Regions from separate parts of the Homo sapiens genome. Here region 2 is linked to region 1. A link is a loop called in an ENCODE intact Hi-C map of the cell type or tissue named here. Cell type or tissue: Caco-2. All regions are shown on one strand. Region 1 has its middle 100 kb from the start of P2RY1. Region 2 has its middle 200 kb from the start of MBNL1-AS1.

Region 1 (8,000 bases):
AACAAAAGAGAGTGTCATTTTTCTGGGTTTCTGTAGGTGTCAAAAGTTGACAAAGAGATAATTTTCTAGGAGCATTATACCTCTGCTTTCATAAAATGTTTATTAATGTGCATTTAGCAGAGTGTTTTATATCTCCCAGTGTGAGGTCACCACAGGGATCTTTCTGGCAATTGTAAGAAGCTGTGCTATATATGCAATAAGGAGGGAGTGGTTTGTAAGACAAGCAGAGCTATTTCCAAGAAATAAAATTCTGCCCAACAGGTTTAGACACAGTCTTAGCTGTGCAAATGGATAATTACACTTGGTTATAACAGGTACAAAGAGCCATGCCAACCAAGCAAAGTCTGCCAAGTTCAGTACCAGAAAGGCCATGGGTCAGGCCTAACCAATGGCAGTCATGTTTACGAGATACTCCTCAGTCTGTATATAGAACGGTCGTGTTCCCTTGCTCTAATGTCACTTAAGTAACCTGAGAAAATGTGGGCTACCATTTCTTCCACTGTGGTTCCAATGAAGGCTTTTTGTAATGATAGTGTTCTACTGAAATTATGAGCTTAACCACATTTATTCACCAAAGCCCCCTTTACCACAAACTTTTCGAGTATTAAAACTATAAATGGTACAAACAACAAAAATAAGATACTTTTTTAATCCATAAGTCCATTATCTGGATGCAGTTTCCATTGTACTTCATGCAGTTCTTAAAATGGTAAGAACTATTACTGTTCTTACTGTATTCTATATCTAGGTTAGATATAGACTCACAATTCCTTTCTTCCCTGTGTACCTCCTACTATACACAAACACACACACAGACACACAGACACACAGACACACACACAAAACCACAGACACATACACACACATACATGCACACATAAAGTTAGGGAAAAATAGTCCTCCCAGAAAAATTTCTGATGGCACATTAAAAAGGGAGTGCCTTTGGCTTTTAGACTAACATACCTCTTTCGGGTAATAGATTCTCCCCAGACAGGTTTAGACACAAAAACTCAGCCACTCAACTCATTACAGTAGGGAAAACTAGTTTATGAATGTGTAAAATTAACTAATCAACTGTTATCTTGGTGTTTTAAAATCTTAACTTAGATGTAATTTTTAAATAATTTATTTGGCAGTGTGACTGACATTTCAACACAAAAAAGATTGTGGAGAAGCACTAAATAGTCATAGAGCAAAATACTTTATAAGAATAATAGTAATTATTGAGGTGTGTTTCACACATTTAGTGTCTACACATACACAAAGACAAAAGCTTGGTGTGGGCCATTATTAAATCCTAAGATGGTTCATATACCCTTAGTTGCTTTTATAAAAGTGAGTCTTTGTAACCGTGGAAATGATCTTGGTTCTCCAGGCAAAGGTATAGCATGAAGATGACTCAGATAACTATAAAGAACTTTTTTAAAACCTCAATTCATTGGTAGTCTTCACTCTCTGTCATGCTTAATTATTGCCAGTAGTAAATGTTGTTGGGGCATCAGTTGACCCCATATTTCTCTGCTTATTTGTTTATTTTTTATTTTTTGAGACAGAGTCTTGCTCTGTCACCCAGGCTGGAGTGCAGTGGCACGATCTCAGCTCAATGCAACCTCCGCTTCCTGGGTTCAAGCAATTCTCCTATCTCAGCCTCCTGAGTAGCTGGGACTACAGGTGCATGCCACCACACCTGGCTAATTTTTGTGTTTTTAGTAGAGATGGGGTTTCACCATATTGGTCAGGCTGGTCTTGAATTCCTGACCTCAGGTGGTCCACCCACCTTGGCCTCCCAAAGTGCTGGGATTACAGGTGTGAGCCACCATGCCCGGCCTTCTCTGCTCACTTTATTGCTCTATTCTTGCTTGTAATAGATGATGTGTTGGACTGACGACTGACTAAATGGTCCATTGACATATTAAGGAAGAACTTACCAACTCTATAGAAATTACAAACCTGAAACAAGAAAAGAAACTGTAGCAGTTACTGGATCCAGGGCCCTAGTAAAGTACCCAGTCATCTCTTGGTACCCCACACTTTGGGGAAACACCCATTCTACATTTCAGGCTTTGTGCTTTAGGTGTTTTTCTTTCTCTCACCTTCAGGGTTGGGTCTTAGGTTGGCCAAAGTCAAGCAGCATAAAACATCCTTTTGATCAGAGTGATTGATTTGGGGATTTACTTACAACTAAGTTTGGGCAATGAGCAGGCCTGGTATTTTTTGTATGTGATAGCAGAGAAAAGTTCTATTTAGGGACTCAAAGCTGAGAAAGTATACATTCTGGAGCTGCAGTAGCCAACTAGAAATCAAGAGTGGAAAGCTTAGCTGAGAATGAAGAAAATGCATAGACAGCCAAGTTCAGAGATGTAGAGAATTAGGCCTTAGTAACATCATTGGAGCCCCTGAGTTAAGACCCATCTGAAGCCAGCCTTACTCCTGGACTTGTAATCACAGTATACAAAAATTTAGTTTGTGCTTATGTCATTTTGGTTGGGTTTTAGGTTACCTGTCATAGAAAAAGTCCTGTTTAGATGCTTGGAGGCAGCATGCTCGTTAAGAGTCATCACCACTCCCTAATCTCAAGTACCCAGGGACACAAACACTGTGGACTAGGAAAACCAGAGACCTTTGTTCACTTGTTTATCTGCTGACCTTCCCTCCACTATTTTCCTATGACCCTGCCAAATCCCCCTCTGCGAGAAACACCCAAGAATGATCAATAAAAATAAATAAATAAATTTTTAAAAAAAAGAAGAAAAAAAAAGAAAAAGTCCTGTTTAATATAGCACATTTCCTCATCATCAAAGCACTACTTAGACTTTTACCTTCTCGATTGTGACTCCATTAGAAGGATGATGGCAAGTAATACCACATCCTGACAGCTGTCAATGACATCAAAGATTGGGATCTCATTTCTGCTGATTTGATTACATATATGTGTGTGTGTGTCTACCACATATTGAAACAAGTTTCTTTTTAATGCATTAGTAAATGTCTTATTATTTAAGCAACAGGAGGTTGAGGTTGCTATTTTTCCTTCTAGCAATCTACAAAGCATGAAATATAACCATGTGGCTTGAATGGGGAAAATAAGCCATAGGAAGATCTGGATCTAATATTTTAAGGATTAAATAGATGTCAGGAGAAGAAGGCTGTGCTGATTAATAGAGACCCCTCTAGTGGCCATAAATTGGGGCACAGAGGGAATCAAAATAATATTTTTTTAATCTGAACTGCTCAAGTATTTTGCTTTCCATCCCCTGCAGCTGAAGTTGTCTTATTGTATACAAATGATTTCAGATAAAATTGGATAATGAAAAAATTGTAGCCCATAGGCAAACAGCAGTGTTTTGCATTGGATTGTAGTTTAGCAGTTGACAGGCTTAAAGTGGCTCATAACATACCAGAAAAGAGATGGGGTCAGCTCTTTACTGTGTAATATTCAGTGGCATTATGAAAAATTTGCTAAAGGAAATGTGATACCTCGTAAAGTCCCAGTAGCAGAGGCTAGGAGAAACAGTGTCAGCTATGCAATATTTTACTGCATAAATATGAAGTTTATTTCAAAGATCCTCTCAGTACCTATTAAACAGTATTGAGGGTGCAAGTGTTATACAAGCTGCTCAAAGATATTCTACATTTTGTATTTGTGCAAAATGTTCTAATATATCTGGAATTAAAATGTAACAACTAAACCCAGATAGTGAATGCAATAATAAAGATAATAATAACAAATAGATAGTGTATTTTACTTTCTTCCCTTTGTCATATTCTGTGAGGTAAAATGTCAGAAGTCATCTAAGAGTATTCTGGTATTCCTGAAAAAGTGTTAGCAATTACTTACAATAGTTTGAACTTACAAGAATGGAAACTGGATTGTAGTGAAAGAAAATAAGAAATAAATAGTAACAAATGTCCTCACATATATTTTAAAGAAAACTGTGAGTTTCTAAGAGTAAACTAAAAATAAACTTAAGAAACAAAATAACTTAAGGCTGACTCAAGGCAATCCAAATGTAATAATATGAAATGTTTTGTTCAATGGATATCTTTCAGGGTGAATTTGGCTACTTAATGTGGTTCTGATAACCTGGCAGCAGACTTGGTCTGTGAAGTGCCTAGGCTAATGGATAGAAGATAAAGGTAAGTCTGACTTGCAGAATCTTCAAAGGGTTTCAATAATATATCCCATAACCTAATGGGAGCTACCCTGCAGTTTTACTAAATCAAAGGATGTATACTCTGTCAAAGAATGTATGCTTTGACAGTGACTTATGTAAATCATTCCAGATACCCACTTCATTACAACATTTCACCACAATCTATTCACAGTTTAACACCTCACTTTCACCAAAAGCATTAGGGAGTAAGATGTCAGCTGGTCTTCTAACCTGGGAATACTTGCACCTGAAGGTCTCCTCCTGTCTTCTTGCTACGAGCTTCTGGCATATTATGACATTTAACGTCTGCCCATAAAAACTGGTGCTCCAGCTTTACTAGACAGATTGGTACCAATAATATCATTTAGGTATTTCCAAGTTTAAACATCAATAGATAAAAAATACTAACATTGCATAATTCTGCAAGCAGGTCATTGGAAGTATGAACAAATATTAACCAAAGAAATCCAGGTTGTCTCTGGCAATTCCTAACAAAGAATTCAAAGGATTACAGTATTGCCTAAGGATGGGAGTAATCAGAACAAAAACCACTGCTTAAATGGAGGGTCCAAATTAGCCCCCCAGTTTTGATGTTTATAACTAAGAAATTTGAGAATTAGGGGTTAAAGGAGCTGACACAAGTCATATAGATAAGAAATGGAGGAGTCAGGATTTCAAGGGAGTCTGATTCTCGAGACCTTCCATTTAGCTACTATTCCTGAGAACAGCAATACAAGTACCACAGTTACGTCTTAAGGTGACACTCTAACTCAAGAAATGCATTGTAGCATGGAGAAAACAGTCCATTTGGAAAATCATTGACAAAAATTTAAAAGTAATTAGATTTGAATCATCTGGATAGAATTCAATATGAGTTTCCATTTCAGAATCATTCTGTTCTCTAATGATGTCAAATTCTTTTTAGAAGATTTTCCATAATGCTATTTAAATTTGCACAGCAAAAAAGAATCCATGTGTTACCATATTTTCTTTACGATACCTTTCATTCATGCATTCATTCAACTAATGTTTATGGAGTGCCTTCAAAGTGGTCAGGCATTCTTTTAGGTTCTGTGTATACATCAGAGAACAAAACAATAAGGACAGTATCTTGACCTCATAAAGCTTATATTCTAATATGGAAAGACAGAAAATAAATGTAAGAAATAACTATATTACACAGTATATAGTATAGTGAAAAGATATTTAGTACTATAAAAAATAAAGCATGGTAAGTAGACTTGAACTGCTGGAGTAGGGGATTCATTTAAATAGGGTGAACAGTGTAGGCTTCATAGAGAAGGTGACATTTCAGCAAAGACTTAAAGAGGTAAGAGAAGGAGCCATACAGATAGATATCTGGAAGAAGAGCATTACAGACAGATAGAGAAAACAGCCACTGCAAAGATTCTGAAGTGGAAATAGCTCAGCGTTTTTGAAGAATAGGAAGGTGTATATGTCTGAGTCAGAGCAAACAAGGGGTATGGTAGTAGGTGATAGGATCAGACAGATGCAGTCCTTCAGGTCCTTGTACTGATTTAGGTCTTCAGTATGCATGAAATAAGCCACCAGGAGGGTTTGACAGAAGAGTGACATGATCTAACTTAGTATTTCAACAGTGTCACTCTGCTTGTGTTGAGACAAGGCTGCAGGAAGGAAAAGTTAGAAGTGTAGTACCTGTTATTAGAATAATCCAGGTGAGAGTTGGTGCTGATTTGGATTGTGGTGGGATTGGTTGAGATGGTAACAAATAATATTATTCTAGATATGTTTTGAAGGCAGAGCTAACAAGGATTCTGGTGCATGAGATTAAGGGTGGGAGAGAAAGAAAGAAGAATTACTATCAGGCTTTCAGCTTGGGCAATGAAAGTTTGAAGTTGCCATTTACTGAGATGTTAAGAGTATAGGTGTAGCTGGTTTGGGGGTAACTAGATGAGTCTGGAGTTCAGGGAAATCTTGACAAAAACATCCACTTTATGCCTGTATATGGGAGATATTTACTTAAAGCTATGAATTAGGATGCACAATGGCAAATAGATAAACACATTTTATATTTTAATCAATTTGCCAGATTAAATATACAGAGAAATCCCTCATGGTGTGGAACACCTGAAATGCTAGATAAAATATGACAAGCTTTAAATAAATAAGCCTGAGCTCTAGTAATAGAAAGAATTGGAGGCCAAAGAATGAAGAGTGATTCAACAGCAGCAAGCTCCATCTAGAGTTTGTTTTTAATCTGAGGGCGTCTGTCAATTCCTGATGGCTCAGGGCTTGGATTTTTACTGGGCACATATTTTTGGCTCTGGAAACAAAGCTTCAAGCCCTAAAAGTATGGTGGTCAGATCAGAAGTACTTTAGTAAAGCGGAAAAATTCAAAGTACAACTCTCATAGAAAGTATATTAGGGTAGGCTAGGCGTGGTGGCTCACGCCTATAATCCTAGCACTTTGGGAGGCTGAGGCGGGCGATCACCTGAGATCAGCAGTTCGAGACCAGCCTGGCCAACATAGTGAAACCCCATCTCTACTAAAAATACAAAAATTAGCCAGGCATGGTGGCGGGCGCCTATAATCCCAGCTACTCAGGAGGCTGAGGCAGGAGAATTGCTTGAAACCCGGGGGGTGGAGGTTGCAGTGAGCCAACATCACACCACTGCACTCCAGCCTGGGTGACAGAGGGAAACTCCACCTAAAAAAAAAAAAAAAAGAATATATTAGGGCAAATCAACCCACCACTATCACCAAGGTTATTATAGACTTGGGACTAGCTGGAGGCATGTACTTTTGTGGGTTAGGGGACAGTATTAACAATACCTGTGTGGTCCACGAAAACTCTCAGCCTGAAAATTAAGTTTCTGACATTGGCCTGGGTTGTTGGTGACATCAGGAATAAAGCTAAAGCAAAAACAATTCCTCTCTGAAGGAGATGACTTAGTTACTTACACATTTAAGATATTTCCTTCTGTCTGTCTCTGTTCTCCTGTCCCACTTTTATCAAGACGTTCTTTCCATGGTTTCTATTGCCTTTTATCCTGTTCCATTTTAATCCCATCCTCTGCAGTTTTCCTCTGTGTGGAGCTCCATTTTGGAAGAGAACTTAGTGGGCCAATTTTCAGAGTTCACAGAAACTAGACGACTTCAGTCCTTTTCAACCTACTGTAAGCTCTTGAATTCACTTGCCACTGGAGTGGGTAAAACCCCTTGTAGTTTTAGCTGCTGCCTCAAACTGCCCCACGGCACTTTCGAGTGAATGGCTGTTGGCTGTTTTATGGTTCTTCTCTTCTTAGATGCCAGGTTGCTTCCCATTGCTTCCTCCTGCATAGCTGCTGCTAGCATGCATGTCTTGTGGTTGTTGGTGAATGGTCCTCACTTGCTTGCATTCTTGGCTTCATGGGGATACCCTGTCTTCTAGTTATTCTAAATATTGTCTTTGGGGATTTTGGTTTTGTTATGTTGTTTCTCTTTTTTTTTATTTTTATTTTTTTGAGACTGAGCTTCTCTCTTGTTGCCCAGGCTGGGGTGCAGTGGCACGATATCGGCTCACTGCAACCTTCGTCTCCTGGGTCTGAGCGATTCTCCTGCCTCAGCCTCCTGAGTAGCTGGGATTACAGGCGCCCACCAACATGCCCGGCTAATTTTTCGTATTTTTAGTAGAGACAGAGTTTCACGAAGTTGGTCAGGCTGGTCTTGAGCTCCTGACCTCAGGTGATCCACCCACCTTGGCCTCCCAAAGTGCTGGGATTACATGTGTGAGCCACCGTGCCCGGCTGTTTCTCTGTTTTTAAATGGGGATTATGGAAGTATCAGAAAATAATGCCCCCTGTTGCTGCCATCTTCTAGACTGC
Region 2 (8,000 bases), 460 kb after region 1:
GATCAAAGATCAAAAAGTATAGCTTTTTGATGTAACCTCCAACAAAGTTTATGCAAGGATACTTTAGGAAGTGACAGTGTTCAGCCAGAACAAGTTTATCCTACTTCCATCCATATCCAGACCAGATAAAACTCTCATAAAGTGAGGAGAATTGAAAGCATTTAGACATTGGTTGTTCTCTATGCCTTGCTTTCCACCTTCATCCCAGGATACATCTGAGGGGGACTTTGCAGCAGCAATAGGACTTCTCAGAACCCCTGGGAATGGTTCGAGAGTTGAGAAGACCTATGAACTCCCAGTCCCTTCCAGACTCTGGTAATTGGCAGCCTTGCTAGTGCCCTCCCATTAAAAGTTGTGAAAACTAGAATCAAGAAGTCTATGAGGGGTAATAGGAACATGTTATGGCTTCTGGCTACCCTAGAGGGGTGCATGAGAGCAGCTAAGACTTCTCAGTGCCCAACAGAAAGAGTACAGAAGCTGGATGAGAAAGGGATTGATAAAGCCTGGAGTCGGTTTCTTTAGCTAAGATAAGGGGCTCTGTAGCAGCAACTATGTGCACAACTGCACGTAGTTAATAATAAATAATCCCAGCCAGGGATTATTTTAGGATGTGGTTATCTCAGAAGAATGCCAGTGTAGGCTGGACAATGAAAACTTAGTCACTAACTCTATCACTAAATTTGAGTATGTTTGTTTGGGAGTGATTAGAATCAGGTGGGCTTAATATTTGTTTTTTGGTTTTTGTTTTATTCTTCAAGCAGAATGGGGGCTTTTTATAGAAAGAAAATACAGTTTCAGTAAAAAATAAAGGTACATTTTGTACCTATGCTGTACCAGGAAGACTGAGGCCAGGCTTGGAGAAGCTAGGATCCTTATCCAGACCATTTGTTCCAAAGCCAAGGGTGGGAATCAAGGTAAATCCCATATTCTCTACCCTAGAATTATACCAATTTTCAGAACTGAAATATCAACAGTTTAACTTGTGTTATTTCATACTCTATATGAATGAGTACATCTACTAACCAAGTTACATGTGTTGAATAATAATACATGTTTCCAATTTTAAACCAAGGGACATATAGTTAATTGTCAGTATTTCCTATCACCTTGAATTGATCTAATCCTTCCAGGGCAAGTGAAACTTATTGTTTGTATTAATATCTTTAGTGTTATCATGGAAAAGTAGAGATTAGGTCCTTCTGGAGAATTTCTGAATTCCTCAAATTCCAACCACAAAGTCACTAACATTAGTCTCCATTTTGCACATGAGGGAATGTACAAGACACATGGGCAGTAATTCACTCAAGTTCATATAGCTAGGAGATGGTATGTAGTCAAAAAGAGAAGTAAAGAGGGTATATTACTCTCATTATGAAAAATAAGACTTCTAATCTAAGAAAAGTATTTAAAGTTGTATTTAAAACTTGTAGAGTCACCTTATATATCCAAATATACATCAGACTGACATAGGAACAATACTGTAAAATTGTTGTTGAGAATATTCTTAATTACATAACTCACTGGCCCCTATACAATACCTCATTTGACAAAATTTCCTTCTTATAAAAATTTGGCTTTCTTTGGGAGAGTGATATATTTCTCTCTTCACGTGAGTAATTAAACTCAGTCAATCTTTTTACGTTGTTGTCTGGAAAATCAAAGTAAGGCATATCTACCCAGTTGCTGTAAATTGATTTTCTTCTCTAAGTCTTGTTTTTCCTCTTATATGCCATTTTATTTTCTGAATAACATCACTTCAGTGAAACAAATATAAATACCTACTATACAGTCAACCCAACGTTAATAAGCCCCATAATTCACCTGCTTAACGATGAGGGAGACTTCGTTGTCAGTAAACTTGAAAGCTAAGGATATGATTCCCACTCTCTCCCTCAACCAAAGCATTTTATTCTCAGCTGTTCTGACTTAGGAAAAGAGTCACGATTCTTCATAAGAGGGGAAGCAGGACTACTGGGTGATCAGTCTTTCCAAGTGGAATTTTGGCTTCTAGGCTCATATTGACAAAGTCCTCTCTTATTTTCTTTGCTTGAGCGCTATTGTTGGGAACATGCCCAGTATTGTAAATGCATATTGCCCACAGTTCTTGCAATTGGCTAAAAAGAAAAAAAAAAAACCAACCCAGGCTCAGTGGTTCATGCCTGTAATTCCAGCACTTTGGGAGGCTGAGGCGGGTGGATCACCTTAGGTCTGAAGTTAGAGACCAGCGTAACCAACATGGTGAAATCCTGTCTCTACTAAAAATACAAAAATTACCTGGACATGGTGGTGGGCGACTGTAATCCCAGCTACTTGGGAGGCTGAGGCAGGAGAATCACTAGAACCCGGGAGGCAGAGGTTGCAGTGAGCTGAGATTGCACTCCAGCCTGGGAGACAGAGCGAGACTCCATCTAAGAAAAGAAAAAGAAAAACCAAAAAAAAGTGCACAGGAACAAGATAAAAAATTAGCCCAACTGTTACTGGGTTGAAGATTTTTCTCAAATTTTGCCCTTTAAGCCTGTCTTTCTCTTTATATGCTCTTGAACCTGAGTTGGTCCTTCATTGATAATATGTGAGCATAATACAAACCAAATAGCATGAAACACAGAAGGGGCAACTGTTTGAAATGGCTGTTTTGACATGTTCTCTTTCCTAGGCGATAGAGCAGTTTTCATACAAATATCAAACATTAGTGAGCTACTGGTAGAAAAAAAAGTAATCAATTCACTTATTTCCCCAATTAAAATCTGAGTACCTCTACTCAATGCTAACTTTTAAAATATGTTTCTTCATTATTCCTAATGAGATAAAATAGCTATTAATAATAGCTAACATTTTGAGGACTTACTATGTGCCACACACTGCACTAAGTGCTTTACATATATTTCTTCTGTGTATTCTTAGTACCTTGTGACAGAACTCAACTCTATCATTATAAGAATTTCTTTAGGGCAGCTAGACTATTCTATTTCTTTGACACCCAGTAAATGCTAAATATGTTTTTCTTGTATAAACTCATTGAAATTCTTCAAGGCAAAAAAAAAAAAACAACCACTTTATTCTGGGAAGAAATGCAGAGACAGGAATAGGTAGTGAATATACTTCTTGGAGCAAGAGGAAGAATAAATGCAGGTAATTAATGTATAACCAGAAGAAATGCAATCTCAGAGATGGGAGAATACTGCTGAAGACCTCCATGTCTATTTCCTAACCTATAACAATATATTTCTTAAGAAAATATTGCCCAAGAGAACAGAATTCTCCAGAATGCCTTTTCACATTTCACAAGAATCTGCACTGTACTCTGGTCATCTTCAGGGTAAGGCCTCAGGTTTGGAGGAATTTCTAGATTACATCATACGCCAACACTGACATCTGCTGGAAATGCACATTGCTCACAGTTCCTGCAGTTGGTTAAGTAGAAATAAAGTGCAAAGAAACATTTGTTTTATTGAGATGATAATCTTGGCAAACAAATTTTTAGGGATAAACATGGCCATAGGATTTTTACTCTAAATTACTAATTGTTATATACATAAGCCTTAGCATGGTCCAAATAAGCGTATTTGATATTTTTAAAAGCAAAACATTATACATATCTCTGAATATGAAGAATTTAATTTCATCCCATGTTTCGTAAGTAGCATGGTTATTGTTCTCTGGATTAGAGAAAAAATTAAATTAGTTGGAGGCCTCACTTTTCATTGATATGTGAACACAGTTTTGACAAATGATTTGTTGCTGTGGTTTGTATTATTCTGCCCATTCTTCTAAGTTTTCTTCCTGCTGTCTCACTTGTGATATGAATTAGGTATTTGAGGAATAGTGAAATTGAAGAAGAATACACTTTCCTACCCTTGGCTACATATAAATTTTAAGTATAATCTAATGCAAAATATTCCTTGCTACACTAATCTTTCATTTACTGAAACTTTTCAGTAAAAGAAAAATAATTCTACAACTTAAAAATTATTTTGTTTCATTTTTTCAGAAAAAAAAATCTGTATATTTTCCATGGGTATCTGTAAAAATTACCTCCTAGTTTCCTAGCATAAGCCTTGCATGTTAGGAAATATTAATATTTTCTTCTGAATTTATCTTATAAGTTATCCTTTTGGGAAAATATTTATTTTGTCCCTTTAAAAAATCTTTGCATTATAAAACATAGCAAGGAAATACAAAAAGTATATCATATACAAATGTGCAGTTTAATGTATTATGGAAAGATGGGCACTCATGTAACCACCACTCAGATAAAGAAATAGAACACTGCCAACATGTTTCAGAAAATCCTCATTGCCCCTTTTGTATTACATTTCACATCTTGGTTCCTTTTACAGTTTAACCCCTGAGTATACATTTTTAAATACTATGGTTTAGTTTTGCCTTTTGCTGTGATTTATACCTCTTCCTTGATTAGTATTATTCAATTTTATGAACATATAACCATTTTTTGAACCAAAGTGTTCTTGATGAACTTTTGGGTTGTTTCTGATGTGGAGCTGTTTCTAATTCTAATATAAGCATTTTTGTCCAAGTCTTTTGGTGCATATACAGGCATTTCTGTTGGATATAAATCTAAGAATGAATTTGCTAGCTCATAGGTTATAGGTCTTCAACTTCAGTAACACCAATATATTTTAATAACGTGGTTTTACCAATTTGATCTCTACCCAGAAGTACATGGTGTTTCATTTACTTCACATCTTCACCAACACCTGATATGGATACTTTCTCATCTTGGCAATTGGGATGGAGTGAGTAGAGGCATTTCATTTGGTTTTTAACTTGTGTTGAATATCCTCTTTTATAAAGTACCTGTATAAGCCCCTTGCCCTTTTTCCTAATGGGGTGTCAGTCTTTTCAAAAACATATTTCCAGAAATTCTTCATAAATTCGGTTTATTTGCCCTTTGTTGTTGTGTTGCAAATACCTACTCCTATTAATGCAGACCTATGACAGAAAAATCAAGATTCCTTTAATGAGCTGTTTTGGCTTGGAGACTGTTGACCCGGCTGAAACTTTCCTGGAATTGTGCTTCAGTTTGAAAATGTTTCTACCCTAGTGCCCTTTCCTTCACAGTTGTCAGGTCTATAGGACGGTTTGACATCTCCTTTTAATTTCTGTGGCTCCTTCCCCACTAAGTCTCTTGCATTTTTGATCTATCTTGGCATCTATTTCCCAGAGGACCCTAAGTAATACAGTCCCTGTACTTATTATTCCAATTTGCCACCATGTTGTCTTTTATCCAACAGCTGGTTTCCTTGCGTGCAATTTTACCTTCACAAATCCTCTGTCAGCAGCAACCAGAATAATCCATCTGTCCATAGCTGCCCCCTGAAAGTGTAAACTCGCTATTGAGGCCCATCAGATCTCCATAATCCCATACCAGTCTATCGCATCAGTGTCTTCATCTGGCCCTCTCAGCCTCTCATTTTATGTGATAATGGTATCAACTTTGTTGATGCCTTCCACTCAGGTCTTGTATTTGTTTCCTCTGTGCCTTAGTAAGGTGGCCTCCTCTGCCTGGGATAATCTTCCTTCCTCTTTTCCTAAATACAGCTGCTCATCTTGTTGGCACCCCCTCCAGGAGAACTTCTCACATCACCTCAAGCTGGATTTACTGCTGGACCCCACCAAACACCCTACCCCCTCAATACTCCTAGGTCTTACATGTTACTGCCTTGTGACTTTCTCCCCAAGGGAAACACAGCCTCCACCAGAGCAGCGACAGTACCTTACTCGTTTCATCTGCGTATGTCTAGTGCTAGCACATACTTAGCTTAAAGTAATCAGTAGATTTTTTTGTAAAATCCAAAGTGTTGGGCTCTAGTAATTTAAGAATTTGCTATTTTTAGAAACTCTTAAAATAAAAAATAATCGATTAGTTTGTTCAAGTGTTTTGAACCATTAGAGAGCAAGTTATTTGTATTTTGGGAGATGACGCGAGTAAAACGGTGACTGCCCAGTTTTCGTCATTTTAGGGTTACAGGAAGCTCCACCAGAGGGCGAGCAAGAGAAGGAAAACAACATAAATTAGAATCAGTCTGTTGTATACTGATAGCAAATCTGGAGGAAAACTTTTAAAATGGTAATACTAATAACTAGCGTGGTGGCTCAAACCTGTAATCCCAGCACTTTGGGAGGCCGAGGTGGGTGGATCACCTGAGGTAAGGAGTTCAAGACCAGTCTGGCCAACATGGTGAAATCCCGTCTCTACTAAAAATACAAAAATTAGCCGGGTGTGGTGGCACGTGCCTATAGTCCCAGCTATCCAGCAGGCTGAGGCAGAAGAATCACTGTAGTCCGGGAGGTGGAGGTTGCAATGAGCCTAGATAGCACCACTGCACTCCAGCCTGGGCAACAGAGCGAGACTCTGTCAAAAAAAAAAAAAAAAAAAAAACACCTGACTAAATTGAGTTCTAAATTTCTGAATTTTGTGGAGAACTAGTTTCTTTGTCCATCCTTATCTATTTGTTTTTGAAACAAGACTAATAAATAAACTAATACATTGATTTTATCTTTTGGAGTCTTGAAAAAAATGCAATGAGGCAACTATTTCAATAATTTTTCTTATATAAAATATTTCCTTCATATACATATGCATGTGGTGGGTAAGAACTTGATAATAACAAATGAAAGAATTTCAAATTTCAAAAGATATCCACATTATACCAACACATCCAATCAATTCAAGTTAAAGACACAGTATCATTAGAGTTTGTAGGACCAAAATGCGGGTGATTGTCACATTTTGTCTTAACCAACTTGAGGTCTGGTTACTGTGCAATTATAGAAGGCATATAGTAATATTCTCCTTATCCTCATGAACATGATAATGCCTTTAGAAAGTTGCATGACACTGAAAACCAGGGGAAAAACTGTGAATTTGGGGAAATTTGTGTTCCAACACAGACCTATCTTCTGGGCTCCTTCTCTTCCATTTCTCCTTAGGAATCAGTGGCCTTTCTCTTTTCCCATAACACTAGGCAGTCTTTTAGCATATCAGTTATCAGTTTGTATTTTAACTAGTTGTTGACACGTATATCTTGCCCACTCTTCACTGGATTCTTTGAGCACAGACTTTTGTGGATTAATCTGTCTACCACAGTGCTTAGCAGATTAGCATTCTGTAAATTCCTATGAGGAGAACAGAAAAAAACAAAAGAATGAAGAGAGGGTGGAAAAGGGATGAAAGGAGGGAAGAAGGAAATAAACTAATATGGATTTAAGTCACTTTCCAATAAAGTCTCCTTAAAGTTTTTAAATCTCATTAACTATGAATTTTTAAATTCATGTCTAACTCAGCGATTGTTAATTAGCTGTGAACAAGTGGGAAATTGTAGGAGAATATGGTGGTTTCTCAGACCCCCTTATCAAATGAAGTAACTGTTCGATACACATTTTCATAATGAAGGTTCTCCTGGGAGATGAGATAGCCTAAATAGAGATCAGAGCTTCGAGCCCTATGAAATAATATAAAGGGAACAGGATGAAAGAAAAATACACACAACTAATTAAAGCAAGATAGATATGTTAAAAAGCATTCAACTGTAAGTATATATTCTGTACGAATCAATGTCCACTGCAGTTCTTACAATTTGTTCACAGGTGGATGGCCTATGTTCCTCCTATGCTCTGCTGTTGTTGCTAATTAGCACAGGTGTGAGGTGCCAAGGGAAAGAAACCAAAACATAAATAAAAACAGTTCAGCAGATGGTAAGGAAAGGCATTTGAATGCAAGGCAAGAGATTCATAAGTTCAGAATTAGAAATATTTTAAGGGATGCAGAGAGAACGTAAAGGTATGTTCTCTTTCACCACAGATGCTTTATAAGAAAATGTTCATAACGTATACCACTCATACCAGAATATTCCTTCCCACACATCCTTCTCTCCATAGACAGCGAGTTAGGTAATCACATCTTTGTATTCAAGCGAGGGAAGTTTTAATTAAACACATTCTAAAATACTGTATTTGGTGGTATAGTTTGGGCTTTTGGG

Evidence for each region. Hi-C counts contacts between places; a loop is a spot of excess contacts. Peaks named below come from ENCODE experiments on the same cell type or tissue, not always from the same donor. Only the 100,000 strongest peaks of a DNase experiment are listed, where the experiment ranks them.
Region 2: it touches region 1 in a loop (12-fold over the local background); 4 of 110 quality-filtered maps call a loop at or near these places.

What each region holds. Positions count from the first base shown.
Region 1 is chr3:152,934,346-152,942,345 of GRCh38, reverse strand. No RefSeq gene overlaps it. Among named protein-coding and RNA genes, the nearest start is that of P2RY1, 100 kb to the right of the region's middle. In Caco-2, no CTCF peak of the experiment used is centred here; no DNase peak of the experiment used is centred here.
Region 2 is chr3:152,470,146-152,478,145 of GRCh38, reverse strand. No RefSeq gene overlaps it. Among named protein-coding and RNA genes, the nearest start is that of MBNL1-AS1, 200 kb to the right of the region's middle. In Caco-2, CTCF peaks have their summits at 3,384 (motif pointing left) and 5,992 (motif pointing right); DNase peaks (open chromatin) are centred at 3,355 and 6,005.